Linked DNA regions of Mus musculus: region 1 is linked to region 2. The links are chromatin loops, found by intact Hi-C in ENCODE. Cell type or tissue: heart. All regions are shown on one strand. Each heading gives the region's core, and the rest is flanking DNA. Links, peaks and the distances in the headings are about the cores only. Region 1 overlaps Cmss1 (cms small ribosomal subunit 1). Region 2 overlaps Cmss1 (cms small ribosomal subunit 1).

The links. Peaks named below come from ENCODE experiments on the same cell type or tissue, not always from the same donor. Only the 100,000 strongest peaks of a DNase experiment are listed, where the experiment ranks them.
Region 1: it touches region 2 in a loop (4-fold over the local background); 2 of 42 quality-filtered maps call a loop at or near these places.

Annotation. Positions count from the first base shown.
Region 1 is chr16:57,359,616-57,366,184 of GRCm38, forward strand. All of the region lies in intron 1 of Cmss1 (cms small ribosomal subunit 1), which reads right to left. All of the region lies in intron 1 of Filip1l (filamin A interacting protein 1-like), which reads left to right. Among named protein-coding and RNA genes, the nearest start is that of Filip1l, 9.6 kb to the left of the region's middle. In heart, for the core only: a CTCF peak has its summit at 3,585; a DNase peak (open chromatin) is centred at 3,616; H3K4me3 peaks cover 789 bases; H3K27ac peaks cover 989 bases.
Region 2 is chr16:57,590,746-57,597,314 of GRCm38, forward strand. The region is part of intron 1 of Cmss1 (cms small ribosomal subunit 1); the gene reads right to left. Among named protein-coding and RNA genes, the nearest start is that of Cmss1, 13 kb to the right of the region's middle. In heart, for the core only: a CTCF peak has its summit at 3,139 (motif pointing left); no DNase peak of the experiment used is centred there.

The sequences.
Region 1 (6,569 bases), core at 2,549-5,048, 230 kb before region 2:
GCTGACCCAAAACACATCCTTCTGCCTCAGCCGCCTGAGTGCTGGGGTAACAGGCATGAACCACCCTGCTGGCTAGAAATGTGTCTGTTGGCACAGAATAGAATAGTCATTTCCTTCTCCAATAATTCTTGAATTTGATGCTTTCTAACCTAACAGGCAAATTGCCTATGACTGAGTAGTCATATTTCTACCAGTTTCATTGTAATTGCCTTGAAACAATTTAGACAGCCTTCTACTGCTGAATGAATATTTAAACTACAGCACAACTGTAGGATGAATTACTCTATAGCACTAACAATACAGCAACATGGACAAACCCCAACTGTGCTAGGCTAAGGGAAACAATCCAGACTCAAGAAGCCGGACTCTGCATAAGTGCAATGCATATGGCACTGTAGCAAATGAAAAGCTACAGGGACAGAAGGCAGATCAGCAACTGCAAGTTTCTAGGACCTAGTGGAGAAGTTTCTGTAAAGGGGTAGAGGGGGGCTGTTTTGGGGTGATGGAACTTCTGTAGGTCTTGACTGTAATGGTAACATCTGTGATCTCTAGTGTTTGTCAGGATTTGTAGAAGAGAACATTATCTGAAGGGTAACTTTTACTGTTGGCAAAGTGTATCTTAAAGATCTGTATGACTGAATACTGAGAGCCTTCTGCCTCAAACTTCAAACGTCATATTCTGCTTTGGTGTTGATATAATGGAGTTCTTGAACAGGGTTGTTCTCATTTGAAGACACGTTAGGGGGTCGGGGGATGGTTTGGTGGCTTACAATGCTCTACTGCTCCTGTAGGAGATCCAGAGTTCAATTCCCAGAACATAGATGCCAGCTTATAACCACTTGTAATGTAATGCTAGTTCCGTGGATCCAGCACCCTTTTCTGACCTCCACAGGCACTGAGTGCATGTGGTATACAGACATTCATATAGGTAAAACACCAAACATACAAAATACAAATAAAAAAAATCCTAATTTAGAGAAGCCAGGATGCAGTCCATCTGACACATGCTACATGGGGAGGTGGGAGGTACTCAGAGGTCCACCTGCCACATGCCCCCCTGCATTGGGTACCACTATGATATGCAAACATGTGGCAGAGACATGGGAGAGAAGTGGAATGGTTTCTGCATGATGAAGAGAGGTGAACTGGAGACCAGAGGGTGGAGAGGAGTAGCCTGATGTGAGGAGCCTACACTGCCACCTGAGATCACGAAGTCCCTCCTGTACTCCCAGTTAGGGTGATGTCTGGGTCCATGGCCTTGCAGTAGCAGCTGGACATGTCTGTGGCTCACATTTTCACCAAAGGCCATTTGGACTTCCCTGTTTTGGGCTGTTGCCTGGGAACATGTTGATGTCTAAGGGCTGTGCAGGGATGGCCCCACCCCTCCTTGGCTGTAGCTCTCTGGAGAGGAGAGCAGACCCTGCAACCTACCTGGGAAGCATAGTAAAGCTGGTCTGGGTGGCAGGGTGAGGTAAGCGGACCCTGAGGGTGTTATCCTAGGAGAGCTGGCCCCACCACTCATCTGTTGTGAGATGGTGTGGGTGAGGGAGACACCCCTCTACCCCGCTTGCCACCTGCAGCAGGCAGGAGAGCTAGCCCCAGGGTCATGGAGTAAGAGAGCAGTTCCTGCTCCTCATCAGATGCAGCACTGGGGAGAACTGGCATCTCACCTGGACAGTACAGCAGAGCCCTCAGGGCGGGAGAGCGGGAAAGCGGGAGAGCAGGAGAGCTGCCATGGGATGAGTTAGCTGGGGCCGGCCGTGCTGGAGAGCTTGTGAGCTGACCAACCCAGCTAGGCCCAGATTCAAGGCTATGAGTAGCCAACTCTAGCATTTACCCTATCTATGAATTGCTAAAGCACGTGAAAGGGGTGATCCTGCGGATCCAAAGCTGCAGGATCTCCAAGACACTGGGCAACATTAGGATATCTGAGAGCAGTCCTGGTGAGGTTCCAGTATTGATAGTGTAGCAGAAGCCAGAGGCCTCGGACCAGACCAAAGACTCACTGCAATGAATATCTGCAAAAGAAGATGTGGGCCACACTGTGACATACTACAGCTTCCATGCTGAGATGGTTTTGTTTCTGTTTTTTAATTTTCATTTATTTATTTACCTTTTTTGTGGGGGAGGTTGCAAGGGCAGAGGGAGGATACGTAGGTAAGGGGAGATGGGTGGAATTGGAGTGCATGATGTGAAATCCAAAAAGAATCAATAAAAAAGTAAGAAAAAGGGAAAAGATCTCTTTCTCTTCCTCCCTCTACTCCCCTCCAACCTCAAGTCAGGATGCTAAAAGAAAGGAAAAAGAATATTTGAAAAATGTCTGATGAAGTTTACCCACCATGTTCTCAGATGAAGAACTGAGGCAGAGGAAACTGTTGGCAGAGAAATTTGCCAGTGTTTTTAAGATATAGTAAAATTTATCAACCTTTAGAATCCCTCAAAATTCAACTCTAAATACTTTCTGTGTAATACTGACTTATAAAACACTGTCCAGTGAAAAAAAATCCTGGGGGGAAAGATCTATGCAATTTTTTTTCTTCAATTAGCTGCTCTCCTGTTAAGAAACTGGCTAAAGGCTGCTTGCTGGCTTCTCAAAAAACAGTCACAAATTAATTTGATCTAATTTTCCTCGTCAGACATCACTACATGCCTGACTCATCTAAGAAGATCAAAACCACCACTGTTGCAGTCTCTAATACCACACACTGCAGTCAGTGTAGGGATATCACAACGGAAGGCCCAGCCAAGCCTGGAAGGGTATGCGTGCTCCTGCTTATTTATTTATGCTACAAACAAATGGCACGCCAAACACCATTGTGGATCCTACAGTCGGCTGTTGATCTTGGAATTTTAACATATTAGCATCTAGATATGGAGCCATGCCCAACCATTAGAACAGAGAAAGGACTGTTTGAGTTGAAAAGATATGAATGCCACACAAAACCAGAATGAAACCAGTAAGTCTGGGAGTTCATTATCGTAGTGTGTAATGTCCTGGAGCATGGACTCTTCCCAGATGGCAGCTCTGGCTTTCCACTTCAGTTCCATTCCATCTTCAACAGCTATTTAACCTCAAAGGTTGTGGGGCCTGGTCCCAGGCCGAGCACAGGTCTGGAACCCTGGTGACCCTAAGGGACCGGTAGGTGTTTGGCCACGCCTCCTGGTCCCCTGGCTCCTGTCACAGCTACTGCCTCCCACAGCCCCCTGCAGTGGCGTGTGGCCATCAGTCATGTAGGCAATGCCCCAAGCTCCTGGTATTCTGTCTGGACTCCACTCTCACAGTTACCTGGCAACAGTCAGGTAGGCCTGGCCCACTATAAAAGAGGCTCCTTGCCCCCTCCTCACTCTCTTGCCTCTCTTACCTCTTATTCTCTTGTTCTTCCTCTTGCTCCCTTGCTCCCCCCTCTCTGCCTTCCCTTCCCCCTCTTTCCACACAGCCACGGCCGCCCTCTGCTTCTCTACTTTCTCCCTCTCTGTCTTTCTGCAATAAACGCCTTAAAACCACGGACTGTCTCTGCTCATCGGAACCGCCGTGCTGATGCAATGGAGCGGGCTTCCCTCTAAACAGTCCTGCATGTACCCGCTAGAGGCCTCCCTGTGCACAAAGCCAAGGCCGCCAGCTAATCCAAGCCAACCTACCCGCTGGCGAGCAAGCCAGACTCTCCACCCTTCAGGACCCAGCTGGAGCCCTCTCCTCTCAGTCCCTTTCCCTTCAGTCCCCAGGACAGAGTCCACCCGAGGTCCCCACTCTCTTCTCAGCTCTTCTGAGACATCCAGCGGCATCTGAGGTGCCCAAGAGCGAGAATTTGTCATCCCTGGCCTCTGTGTGGCCCAGGGACTCCAAAACTGGACCTTCTACAGTACCCAGCGGCATCTGTGGAGTCGGAATCCAACTCCCGCAGGTCCTCGGGAACCCCAGACTGCGCCCTTCCCCACCCCAAAGCAGGATCCCGAGACTTCTCACAGTCCAACCCACGAGCACTCAAACTCCCCACGTCTGCCTGGCCCTGAGCAGCCCTAGCCCCAGTGGACGCAGGACCCCATTGTCCCACAAAAGTCCTCAGTTTTCTGAACTACAAAATGGAGATAATATCTAAACCTGCCTTTGCTGTGGGCAATAAAGGGGAGATATAAGGTAGGGAGCATATTTATAATGGTATAAAAGTATTTAATAATCGGGTGCTGGCACCACCATTGCTAATACAGAAAACTATCATGATGCTAGCTATAGTTTGGGCCTAAGGAGTCCAGTGTGACTATATGATATACTAGCCCCTTCAGAGAAGTTGATTAATGGTATAGGCTATAAAAGGGTGGTTGGGGAAGCACATGAAGGGTGCTTTCTTTGGACCCTAAGTTACGACCATGACTCCAGACTCTACACACCTGCCAACAGGTATGAGTTTAGAAAGCAAAATGCCATGTTTTGAGCACTAAGAAAATCTCCAGGAAGTCAATTCTTCAAAACAAAACTGAAATTTCCTTGATGAATGTTAAAGAGCAGAAATATCCTTTTCTCTCCTTGGAGGATCTCTGGTTTTATGCAAGAAACATTTAAAAAAAAATTAACATTCTCTTGCTCACTTCTGTCATACAATTTAAATTATATAATGGAAGCTCCATACTCAAGAAGGTGATAATTTACAGCCTCACAGCCCAGAGGATTCTGAATAGACAGTAAAAATCTCGAGTGTGTTCAATTTATTCCAGAATAGGAAATGAGTCTTCCTGCCCAGCAGTCATTATTTATGGAATGCAACCTCAGAAGAATGTTGGTGCTGGGTGTTAAACTACTCCTTGTGAAATAAGGCTCCGCCACAGGTTTCATTCAGTTCTTTTCCTATTTGGAAAGACAGCATTTGTACACACTAGGAAGCAAGCTTTACTACCCCATCACTAGGCTGTGTGGATGCATTAGAGACCTGCTAAACAGAAGACGGAAAAACATCAGCTCAAATCACAGTGGATCTGTTGCTCCCAAAGTAAGCAAAGCGACCAGGACATCCCACTACCAACGAAGTGTCAAGAGAGAGCAGTGTGTCTACGGAAGGAAGGGGAACTACAACTCAAACCCACTCAAACTGTTGTCCCCAGATAGAACCACAAAGCCACGGTTATGACGTAAACAATCTAGTTATCTCGGCACTAGTGTGGTCATGTGTCCAGCTACACCTGGATAGTTCCCTTACACTAGGCAACTTCAGCTGAAAAGTCCACCTAGGTCTGCCATAGCTAAGTGCATATAAAGTAAGGATTATTTAACAGTATGGAGTAATATAGTGATATTCACCTGCACGTGCTTTGCTATAACAGTAGCGCTACCAGTTTGGATAGGCAGTTACAAATTTCTTGGCTGACTCCAAATCCAGAGAATGACAGCTTTTAGCATTACATCAGATTCCTGTTAGTGGCAAGATACAAGTCACCATTTGGTGTGTGTGTGTGTGTGTGTGTGTGTGTGTGTGTGTGTATGTATGTATGTATGTATGTATGCATGCATGCATGCATGTATGCTTTCTTTGTAAAGGATTTATTTATTTATTTATTTGTGTTTGCTTGTCTGGGGTTTTGTGGTGTCTATGTATATGTGTGTGTGTATGTGTGTGCACTTGCACACGGGTGCAGGGTATTGAACCTGTATCCTCTGCACGAGCAGTAAGCAGGTTTAACCACGGGTCTGCCTCTCCCCCTCTGGTCACTATTTTAATGGGACTTTAGTATTTGTACTTTTAACTTAACCGACCAGAAAACATTTTTCTTCGTTTCCCTTCGCAATCATCTATTGTCTTATTAATCAGCAGAGTTATAAATATTTTTAAGCAGCAAAATAACGTAATTGTTTCAAATATATGAAAGCATACTGCAGCCATCACAGTCTTAGGTCAGAACAACTTCATGCATCGGATGGGGTTTAAAGTGTTTTCTAGATCCACAGGACGCTGACACACAAAGTGGGAGGGTCAGCAGCATCGCACCCAGGGAAGGGGGCAAGCTCTGGATCCTGAAACCCTTACCAGGGACACACACTAACAGAGGAGGCGCATGCACGGAGGCAGATGTGTCTGCAACTAAGGGAACCCAAGGAGTTTTTATGCTTTTCTGACATCTCAGAGACTTTCTTTTTGGGACGTAATATACCTCGCCTAACTAATCCCAAGAGTACCAATCCTGGCTAAATTAGCATACACTCAAAATTCATCAAGCCTAGGCTGGTCTGGAGAAAGTCTGTGGAAGTTTAGTCTGACATTTTTAAATCTGCAAACATATAGTTTGCTTGTCTGATTTATTGATGTCATGTCTGTTTGATTGCTCTATCAACCCCACCCAACCATTCACATTTCAGATTCTCCTGTGCATCTTATGCGTACCACTATTTTTGTGTAATTGTTTGCCTTGGTTTCTTGACTCCTAAGCACAGCTTCACTCACCTATCAGGCTTGTGATGGTAAAAGATTCGTGTCAAGATTGACCTCTAAGATGATAGCATTGCTGAGTTCTCAGTGGGAAGGCGCAGCTATTTATTAAAAATAAAAAGGTCTTCTGATGAAAGATGAAAAACCAGTTACCCA
Region 2 (6,569 bases), core at 1,609-4,108:
AGATAATGCGTGAATTTGGTTTTGTCGTGGAATACTTTGGTTTCTCCCTCTATGATAATTGAGAGTTTGGCTGGGTATAGTAGCCTGGGCTGCAGTTTGTGTTCTCTTAGTGTCTGTATAACATCTGTCCAGGCTCTTCTGGCTTTCATAGTCTCTGGTGAAAAATCTGGTGTAATTCTGATAGGCTTGCCTTTATATGTTACTTGACCTTTTTCCCTTACTGCTTTTAGTATTCTATCTTTATTTAGTGCATTTGATGTTCTGATTATTATGTGTCGGGAGGAATTTCTTTTCTGGTCCAGTCTATTTGGAGTTCTGTAGGCTTCTTGTATGTTCATATGCATCTCATTCTTTAGATTTGGGAAGTTTTCTTCAATAATTTTGTTGAAGATGTTTGCTGGACCTTTGAGTTGAAAATCTTCATTCTCATCCACTCCTATTATCCGTACGTTTGGTCTTCTTATTGTGTCCTGGATTTCCTGGATATTTTGAGTTAGGATCTTTTTGCATTTTCCATTTTCTTTGATTGTTGTGCCGATGTTCTCTATGGAATCTTCTGCACCTGAGATTCTCTCTTCCATCTCTTGTATTCTGTTGCTGATGCTCAAATCTATGGTTCCAGATTTCTTTCCTAGGGTTTCTATCTCTAGAGTTGCCTCGCTTTGAGTTTTCTTTATTGTGTCTACTTCCCTTTTTAGGTCTAGTATGGTTTTGTTCATTTCCATCACCTGTTTGTATGTTTTTTCCTCTTTTTCTGTAAGGACTTCTACCTGTTTGTGTTTTCCTGTTTTTCTTTAAGGACTTGTAACTCTTTAGCAGTGTTCTCCTGTATTTCTTTAAGTGATTTATTAAAGTCCTTCTTGATGTCCTCTACCATCATCATGAGATATGCTTTTAAATCTAGGTCTAGGTTCTCAGGTGTGTTGGGGTTCCCTGGACTGGGCGAAGTGGGTGTGCTGGGTTCTGGTGATGGTGAGTGGTCTTGGTTCCTGTTAGTAAGATTCCTCCGTTTACCTTTCGCCATCTGGTAATCTCTGGAGTTAGTAGTTATAGTTGACTCTGTTTAGAGATTGTTCTTCTGGTGATTCTGTTACCGTCTATCAGCAGACCTGGGAGACAGATTCTCTCCTCTGAGTTTCAGTGCTCAGAGCACTCTCTGCTGGCAAGCTCTCTTACAGGGAAGGTGCGCAGATATCTTGTATTTGGACCTCCTCCTGGCCGAAGAAGAAGGCCCAACACAGGACCTTTCTCAGACACTGTGTTGCTTTGGCAGTTCCCAGGTGGTACAGACTCTCACCTAAGCAGACTAAATTCCTAAGTTCCTTGGAGTCCCGGGACCAAGATGGCGACCGCTGCTGCTGTGGCTTAGGTCGCCTCCCCAGCCGGGCGGGCACCTGTCCTCTGGTCCGGAAGGTGGCCGGCTGTCCCCGGCCCACACAGGGTGCTGCCTCAGCGCCTCTGTGCTTCTGCCTGTTCCAGAAGCTGTCAGGTTCTCTGGCGCACCCTCTCACCTGTTCAGACTAATTTCCTAAGTTCGGCGGGTCCGGACCAAGATGGCGACCGCTGCTGCTGTGGCTTAGGCCGCCTCCCCAGCCGGGTGGGCACCTGTCCTCTGGTCCGGAAGGTGGCCGGCTGTCCCCGGCCCACGCAGGGTGCTGCCTCAGCGCCTCTGTGCTTCCGCCTGTTCCAGAAGCTGTCAGGTTCTCTTGCGCACCCTCTCACCTGTTCAGACTAATTTCCTAAGTTCGGCGGGTCCGGACCAAGATGGCGACCGCTGCTGCTGTGGCTTAGGTCGCCTCCCCAGCCGGGTGGGCACCTGTCCTCCGGTCCGGAAGGTGGCCGGCTGTCCCCGGCCCACACAGGGTGCTGCCTCAGCCCCTCTGTGCTTCTGCCTGTTCCAGAGGCTGTCAGGTTCTCTGGCGCACCCTCTCACCTGTTCAGACTAATTTCCTAAGTTCGGCGGGTCCCGGACCAAGATGGCGACCGCTGCTGCTGTGGCTTAGGCCGCCTCCCCAGCCGGGCGGGCACCTGTCCTCCGGTCCGGACGGTGGCCGGCTGTCCCCGGCCCACACAGGGTGCTGCCTCAGCGCCTCTGTGCTTCTGCCTGTTCCAGAAGCTGTCAGGTTCTCTGGCGCTCCCTCTCACCTGTTCAGACTAATTTCCTAAGTTCGGCGGGTCCCGGACCAAGATGGCGACCGCTGCTGCTGTGGCTTAGGCCGCCTCCCCAGCCGGGCGGGCACCTGTCCTCCGGTCCGGACGGTGGCCGGCTGTCCCCGGCCCACACAGGGTGCTGCCTCAGCGCCTCTGTGCTTCTGCCTGTTCCAGAAGCTGTCAGGTTCTCTGGCGCTCCCTCTCACCTGTTCAGACTAATTTCCTAAGTTCGGCGGGTCCCGGACCAAGATGGCGACCGCTGCTGCTGTCCAAAACAGGATTCTTAAAGAAAGCGGCCGGAGACTCCGACTGAACCAAACTGAAAACATCGCATGCACCTGCAGTTTTTTGGTCACTGAAACTCACAACCATTTAAGTGACTGTGGCAAGCCCGGAGTCTACAGAGTGTGACGTTTCTTTTTAAGAAGCAGCGGACAAAGCAAGCTAATTCTCTGAGAATGTAATGAATATAAATATAAACATATTTTTCTATTGTTTCCTAAACAGAGCTTTTCTTCATTGAGCCCATCACCCTTGAGACTTGTTATCCATTCCAAATAGCGCCTTTCATGCTGAGATGAAGATTCAATAACTTTTTTTTAAAAAAGTTTTTTCTTCCATGAATGAACTTTCCAACTTGCTTAATTCCCTCCCAGACATCTGCTTTCTGATGAAACCCAGGAGCCTTCGAGTAGAACAGTCACTGTGTGGTCTTAAAAGAGCCACATGCATGAATCTCTCTTGCAATATGCACTCCAAATTTGGAAAGAAAATTTCTTGGAGCTATTTGACGTAACATTCTATAAAAATGATCCAAGGGATGACACATTATACAGCTCCATATTTCATTTACAGAAACAAGTCCAAGTATTAAATTCATACTGTGAGAAAGAAAAAAAAATTATTCTCTGCCCCAACACAGTTGCAGGAATGACATTTGGGGTTGTCTTAATAAAACTAGTCTCTGCTGCCATCTAGAGGTAAAGACTGCGTAATGCAATCAGTCCATAAAGGCCAGCGTTTGACCATTTTTAAGCTGTAAGTCATTCTTCACCAATACACAGCAATACTACTGCTGAGCTCCACCATCACCATGTGTGATGTTAGGTGGGTGTTTCAGACAGAGACCTGCGGGGCTCATGAAACGCAGCATCTTAGGCTCCAACAGTATCTGGGCATGCCATGCACTTTAGGATCTGATGAACATCCTGCCAGGTGACCACTGGGCCAAGGCACTCCTCTCATACCTCTCCTACCTTGGCAGGTCCGAGTTCCCAGTGAAAGAAAACATTGGGATCTATCTATAGTAGCTTCAGCTACAGCAGTTTTTCTCCAAGAGCAGCAGGCTACCCTTCCCTGCACCAGAACAAATTACCCTCAAGAATTTATTAAAAATGTGGATTCTATATATATGGCTACAGAACAACTTAAATGACCCCTCACCAAGGACTCTGGACACTAAATTATAGAAAACTTCTGTACTTCTTGACAAAGTTAAGGGGCTTTACAGAAAGCTATTCGGGAAAGGCTGAAACAGATTTCAACTGAAGCTTCTGTCGTTCATGGTTAGGTGTTTGGGGGACACTCATAGAAATGACCTTATCTCTGCTAATTTTCCTGTTTCATGTCTTAACAGTTTAGTATAGCATCTTGTAATTATATGCTTTTAGAAAGTGTTGAGAATAACAAAGAGCTCTTACAATACCACTAACCTGAGCGGACCACTAATGTCACAGATGCACAATCTGCAGCAGCTGTTCTCAACCTGTGGGTCCTGGTTCCTTTAGGTGTAAAACAACCTTTCACAGGGGTCACCTAAGACCATCTGCTTATCAGATATTTACATTTTGACTCCTAAGAGTAGCAAAGTTGCACTTATGACGTAGCAACAGGAATAGGGGTCATCACAACATGAGGCACTGTATTAAGGGGCGGCAGCATTAGGAAGGTTGCAAACCACTGATCTACAGGTTCTGCATGCCTAACCTGAATGTTGTAAGTCTAATTTCTTAGTGCCATTATAAAGTCTAATTTCTTAGTGCCACTATAATGTCCTAAGTGGACAACTCCACACCTTATCTTACATGACATGTAGTGGTCAATACACAGCTACACCAAAACTAATGTATAAAATTATATTCATTCTATTGTATAATATATATGTATATGTATGTATGTATGTGTGTATATATGTATACACACACACACACACATATATATATGCATATATATATATATATATATTTGGCTTTTGTGGTTAGATGTGGATCTCATTGTGTATATGCAGATTAAGTCCCAATATTCAGACATTCAAAATACTTCTGATTCCCAGTGTTTCAGAGAAGGAAGTCAATTTGTAGTTCTTAGTTTCTTAAAAAAAATTCTGTAGAAGCATTTTCCTATAACTTGAAAAGTTATTAAAGTCATTACTATGTAATGACATCATAGTGCTTCTATATAATCATACTTTAATTCATTTACTACACCCTCATCATTGTTATCTATGTCTACTTTTTCATTCTAATTAATGCAAAAATAACTACCTTTACTCGTCTCTCTAGTTACTTTCTAGAAAAGGTCTCTAACTTAAAAAAAAAATGGAGATGAATTTTAAGGTACTTGAAATACAGTGCCAAGTTGTTCCTTCCTTCATTTGGACATTGATTGCTGTTGTTGTTATTATTATTATTTAAAATAAACAACAAACACCTGCCTGTCTGAGAGGCAAGAATGTAGACACAGCCTGTCAGTGCTAGATGAGACCAAGAAGCCAAGTCAGGAGCCATGAGACTGGAATGGGACTAGGACCATCTCACTGGCATGTCTAGGATTAACACCAGAAAGGTGGTGAGAATATAAAGCTAAACACCCTCTGTGCCTACGTACAGGACGACTTGATCTGTGCAGCACTTGCACATGAAAACTATTCATGGTGCTATATGTTTGTTTTGTTTTTTTGTTTTTTGTTTGTTTTTTGAAACAGGGTTTCTCTGTGTAGCCCTGACTGTCCTGGAACTCACTCTGTAGACCAGGCTGGCCTCGAACTCAGAAATCCACCTGCCTCTGCCTCCCAAGTTCTGGGATTAAAGGCATGGGCCACCACGCCAGGCTATATGTTTGTTTTAAGTGAGTGAATGTTACTACTATATTAAACTCTAACTACTTGCACTGGCATCTGAAGGTCATATTTGTACTCCCTTACAAAACCATGTCTAAAACTCTACATTAAGTTTCATTAGCAATTCTAGCAATAAATGTCTAATCCCCTTCACATCAAACACCTTCTACCCTTCTAGTTCAGTCGGCTTCAAACTCTCTTATGATCCACAATCCCTAAGAACAAATACAGGCTAGTATCTGAGCATGTGTGTATGCGTGCACATACACACACGTGCGCATATATATATATATATATATATATATATATAAACTGAAGCAATATTCATAACTTAGTACTTGTCATATCAGAGACAGAACATTTGATATTGTGCATTCCAGTCTACACTCCTCTACTTAAGAGAGATACATCTAATATACATTTTAAATCAAATACTCAGTGATTTGGGAGTTAAAAAGCTCAACAGTATCAGACCATAAATTTGGGATTATAGCCGGATGTGGTGTCGCACACCTTTAATCCCAGAACTTGGGAGGCAGAGGCAGGCAGATTTCTTCGTTCGTGGCCAGCCTGGTCTACAGAGTGAATTCCAGGACAGCCAGGGCTATACAGAGAAACCCTGTCTCAAAAAAACAAAAAAATATAAAAAATAAAAATTTGGGATTATGGAATATGATGAGAGTCATATATACTATAGTTTAAGGTAAACATAAACAAATACACAAAGGGATTTCGATGTACTCAATCAGTACAATAAAATAAAAAAAATGAAGGATAATTATAAGATGGTATCTCATATAAATAGTACTAGAGTCTACAACAATTGAATACAATGAACTTTTAAGATATTTAACAATATTCACATTTATGAACTCAAAGCAAGAAAAGAATGATGTGCCTGGGGAAGGGGGTGGGGGGTAATCAACTCAGGCAGAAAGACTGCCACAAGTTCAAAGCAAACCTGGGTGGGGACATGGTGAGCTTCACACCAGGCTGGAATACAGTGTGAGACCTAGTCTCAAACATACACACCACCACCACCAAACAACACAAGCAAACAAACAAAAATGACAAAGAAAGAACATATATCTTATAGTCAACCGGATAATAAGAGATCCACGGTGTTGAAAACTTCCAGTCTATTGCCAGCAAGTATTCTTTTTTTTGTTTTGTTTTGTTTTGTTTTTTCGAGACAGGGTTTCTCTGTGTAGCCCTGGCTGTCCTGGAACTCACTCTGTAGACCAGGCTGGCCTCTGCCTCCCAAGTGCTGGGATTAAAGGCGTGTGCCACCACTGCTAGG